Linked DNA regions of Homo sapiens: region 2 is linked to region 1. A link is a loop called in an ENCODE intact Hi-C map of the cell type or tissue named here. Cell type or tissue: B cell. All regions are shown on one strand.

Region 1 (2,500 bases):
TTTGAGATGGAGTCTCGCTCTGTCGCCCAGGCTGGAGTGCAAGTGGTGTGATCTTGGCTCACTGCGACCTCCACCTCTCAGGTTCAAGCAGTTCTCCTGCCTCAGCCTCCTGAGTAGCTGGGACTACAGGCATGCACCACCACGCCTGGCTCATTTTTGTATTTTTAGTAGAGATGAGGTTTTGCCATGTTGGCCAGGCTGGTCTTGAACTCCGGACCTCAGGTGATCCGCCCACCTCGGCCTCTCAAAGTGCTGGAATTACAGGTGTAAGCCACGGCACCCAGTCTACTGACCCTGGGCATCTTGCATTCCCGCCACTCCAAGGCATAGGAGTTGAGAGACAGGGGACAGACAGTCTGTCCATGTTCCCCTCATCCAATTGGGGCATGCCACTCTCTCTCTCTCTCTCTCTCCCTCTCTCTCTCTGGTTTCCCTCCTCCCACTCCCTACTTGGTGCCACTCTGAACTGCTTCCAGAGACCCTGTCCACCCCATACTTCTCAGTAAGGTCCAGAAGACCCAGCCCTTGTCATTTAATCCCAATTCTGCTTCAGACTTTCTCAGAGATCATGGGCAGGTCTCCTCCTGATTATGAATCTCTCCATCCACCTGCACAATAGGGAGTGTTCTAGATGACTTTGCTTAGTCCCTGGCTAAGGCACAGATGATTAATGACGAGGGGCTGCCCAGAGCCTTCTGCCACCCACTCTGCCCCCCTGGGCTCAGGGGAAGGACAGCAGCTGGTGGGAGGAGCCCCAAGAAGTTGGGGGCTAAGGCATACACAGAGGATGGAGGCTGTGCAGAGAACAAGGTCAGAGATCTGGCAGGACTCCTTGAGAGATTAACTCAGGCCAGTAGAAGAAAGGAGAAGGGAGAGGGGGACAGAAATGCAGAGGAAAGGGCAGCACCTTGCCTTCCAGGTTAGGACCCTATAGACTGCCTGGGCTGTGTGAAGGCTGGGAGGGGCCCCCACACCACACTGTATCTGCCCCACCCACCACAGTCCCTGATATCCCCCCGTATTCGTGTGTCATGGCTTTGGGGTAAGGCAGACAGCCTGGGTAGGGGACCAGTTGTCAGCCAAGAGGGTGGAGAGTGAATGAAGCAGAGATCCAAGATGTGGGCAACAAAAGGGAGGACATAGGTGGGGCCCTGCTCAGAGAGGTTACTGGGAAGGGCAAAGCTTAGTGATGGGCACTTAAGGATGGCGAGAAGCTGAAACAGTCTCCCAGGCCGGAAACAGCCGTGGAATAATGGGGTTGGCCACAAGCAGGACTTTTCCTGGTCCCCTCCTTCTCCCCCTGCCCCGCCCACTCCCAGGTCCCTTGCCAGGTACCTGTCCGGCCAGGCCAACTCATCTCTATCGCCCCCTGGTGGATGCTTCAAGGACTTCACTAAGATTGACCTTAGTGCCCAAACACCTGGGTGGAGGCCCATTCCTAGGAGGCCAAGTGATCCAGAGGGTGGGCCTCTCTCCTGAGCACCATGCAGAGTGAGATACAAGAGGGAGGAGGCGGTGAGGCAGTGAGGCCGCAGGACTGGTTATCAGGCTTTAGTCTGAAATTAAGGCGACCCGGGGCCTGGCCCTTAGACCCAGGCCACTGACCTCTGCTGCACACAAACCCTGCCTCAGACCCAGCTGTAACCCCCGATAGAGCCCAGCCTCTGACTGGCCACAGGCTGGACCCTAGCCACTGACTGAGCCCTAAGCCCAGTCCCTGAGGGCAAAGCCCAGTTGACTCATGTGGGTACCTCCTGGGAAGACAAGGACAAGGAGCACCCCACCATCCCTGTGCAGAGAGCCACCATCCCCTCCATGGCAGAGGTCACCATCTGGGCGATTCCTGCCACTCCAGGGCATGGGCTGCCCAAGGAGGGTGGCCAGTTTGCCAGCAGTATGGATAGGGGACGGTGTCTCAGGTGAGGGAACATCGAAGTGGTCTCTGAGGGCTAGGTAGGGGTCTCTGGGTCCCAAGAGAACATGATGGGTGCCAGGGATAACTGAATCCTAGAGGGCGGGCATCAGGGGTCCTTTGCAGCAGGAGCACAGTGGAGGCTTCCTAAGTGAGGCCGAGGGGATGATGGTGGGTTTGGGGCGGGCCACTCTGGCTACTGAGAAGGGCCCAAGGGGCAGGCTGGGAAAAGCTGCCAGTCCCCCATCCAGGTGGGGAGGAGGAGGGCTGGGGAAATGATGACCTGGTTTAGGACATGCTGAATGTAATGTCTGCAGGACATCTGAGGAGAAGCTCTAAGGCAATTGGAATCAGGACCCAAAGTGACAGAGCTCAGGTGGCAGGTGGGGACAGAGGGCAGCCCCCTTGGGGAGGGGTGTGTGGGGAGTGTATATCCCCAGGCAACCCCATCTGCTGTGCTGGCAGGAGTGGGGTGAAGAGTCAGAATCAGCCCCTCCATTCTCACCACTCACCCAGGGCCTATTTTAATGAACAATGACCCAGCCTCTCCCAATGTGGGAACAGGAACTGCTCTTATCTCTCCCAGGG
Region 2 (2,500 bases), 110 kb before region 1:
TATGCCTCCTGATGGAAGCACGCCCACGAAGCGATCTTGCCGAAAAGCATTGAACCAGAATCTGGTCAAGCCTCTATCAAACCACCAATTTCCAAATAACTGCAGGGGACAGAGGAACTTGCTTTATTTCATCATGAAGATGCAATCAACAACATCCAGACCATGGAGGATTCTACAGGGGAACAACCTACTTTCTTCAACATGTAATTTTTTAAAAAAGAGAGAAAAAGAGAGATTGAAAGGGAACCTGCTGAATAAAAGAAATTTATCAACTGATTAAAATTCATGAGTCTTATTTGGATCTTAATAGAAATGAACCAACTATAAAATAAATTTGAAGTAATCTGAGAAATATGAATGCTGACTATATATAATAAGGAATTACTAAATTTAAATGAAGTAATGGCTGGTGGGTCGTGGTAGCTCACGACTGTAATCCCAGCACTTTGGGAAGCTGAGGCAGGCAGATCACTTGAGGTCAGGAGTTCAAGGCCAGCCTGGCCAACATGGTGAAACCCCGTCTCTACTAAAAATACAAAAATTAGCTGGGCATGGTGGCGCATGGCTTTAATCCCAGCTACTCAGAAGGCTGAGATGGGAGAATCACTTGAACCCAGGAGGCGGGGGTTGCAGTGAGCAGAGATCGTGCCCTTGCACTCCAGCCTGAGCGACAGAGTGAGACTCCGTCTCAATAAACAAACAAACAAACAAACAAACAAATAAATAAATAAACTGCAGTAATGGTATTGTGATTATGTTTTTAAAGATAAATATTTATCTTTTTAGATACATAATGAAATTTTTATGAATAAAATTATACACTTTCTGGGATTTGCTGCAGAATAATCTGGGAGGGCATTGGGGGAGCACATTGATATGAACTATCACTGAATGTGGTCAATATGGGGTACATGTGGGTTCATAATTTTTTCTCCAAATTGTGTATATGTTTGAAATATTACCTAATTAAAAGTTGAAAAAACTCCCAAGCACTGGTGAGTAATGTAGGTTCTATTGAAGATTTGGGAACAGGATAGGGAGCTGGATTGGAAAGTGGAATGTATTCAAATGCTCCCACTGGACATCCAACCCCTCCCCACACACCTACCTCCTGACCTCCCCCTGCAGTCCAGTGTACTCCACTCAGCAAAACCGAGTCTTCCATGGAGCCCATGGAGCTTCCATGGGCAGCTTCTCAGGCCTGCCCTCTGGGGCCTCCATTCATCCTGCCACAGTGTCAAAGGGCTGACCACAGTGGATATTCAATAAGCATCCACTCTTCTTCCAGATAGCAAAACCCATTTAGGTGTCATGATCCAATCATGAGCACATGAGTACAGGCTGAATAGACCCTAAAAGAAATAAAGGTGAAATTACCAGAAGTATGAAACAACCCAGCTCTTTGTGGGTGTAGTCCCATGGCTGCAGAATCATTTAGGAGCTTTTTACAAATAAATATTCCAGTGCATGGGTGCAACCGCGTGTGCGTGCGCGTGCGCATGCGCGCACACACACACACACACACACACACACACACACACACACACACACACAGAGTCACCCTAATGACTCAGTATTGCTGAGGTAGGGCAGGGTTACCTGTATTGTCTCAAAGTCCCTCCAGATTCAGCCAGCCTAGTCTGAGCCCAGAGCTTAGAAACTGTTGGCGGGGCCCATAAAATGTAGCAATACATATGGGGAGAGAGAGAAGAAGAGAAATGATCAATTATCTATTGCTCAGAGTCTACAAGGCACAGATCCAAATCAGGCCCCAGAAAATGAATTCACTGAATGATCAATTCCCCCCAAACTGTGGAGCAAAGTATATACATGGGGTCTAGGATACACAGTGGCAACTTTTCGTTGTAGTGCCCTTCTGCCCGCCGGCCTGTGGGGAGTAGGGGCAATAGAGGGAATGTCCTTTCCCTGCCATCTGCCCATCAGTCCTGCCCATAGTACCCCCTGGATGGAACCCTGCTCCATTCCCTTCTACCACTCCTCCCTACAGAAAGGCTTGGTCTTCCTGACCCTGTTCTCCAGCTCCCACTGAGCTCCAAACCACCAAGATCAACTGGAGAATGGAGAGTGCTGTAGCCACATAGCTTCTTCCTGTCTTCAGATTGAGGAAGGTGAGGAGCAGGGGAAGGGTTCACTTCTCTACTCCTCCTCTCTTCTTGTGAAAACATTAGCAATCACCTCCCCCTCTGCTGGGATCCACGGCTCCTGCATCACCCTGGAAGTATTGCAATTAATTGTGAGCTTTTAGGGGCCCAGACTGTGGCTCAGCCTTCTTTGTGGCCCCCAGCAGGCACACAAGGATTGCATGTTGAATACGTGAGTGGATACTTGCTGAACACATGGGATGGAATTTAAGGTCTTATTCACAGCCCTCACTGAGCAGCCCTGCACTATACACTCTGTGGCACTCAGCTGGCGCCAGCCCTGGCTTCCCCTGATCCTAGCTTGGGGAAGGGAGAGGACTTCTAGCTTGGGCAGCAAA

Evidence for each region. Peaks named below come from ENCODE experiments on the same cell type or tissue, not always from the same donor. Only the 100,000 strongest peaks of a DNase experiment are listed, where the experiment ranks them.
Region 2: it touches region 1 in a loop (7-fold over the local background); 2 of 110 quality-filtered maps call a loop at or near these places.

The regions. Positions count from the first base shown.
Region 1 is chr3:42,538,707-42,541,206 of GRCh38, forward strand. No RefSeq gene overlaps it. Among named protein-coding and RNA genes, the nearest start is that of VIPR1-AS1, 7.4 kb to the left of the region's middle. RefSeq lists enhancers at 1,217-1,718, 1,719-2,218. In B cell, CTCF peaks have their summits at 1,348 (motif pointing left) and 1,554; a DNase peak (open chromatin) is centred at 1,365.
Region 2 is chr3:42,426,252-42,428,751 of GRCh38, forward strand. No RefSeq gene overlaps it. Among named protein-coding and RNA genes, the nearest start is that of LYZL4, 17 kb to the left of the region's middle. In B cell, no CTCF peak of the experiment used is centred here; no DNase peak of the experiment used is centred here; H3K27me3 peaks cover 713 bases.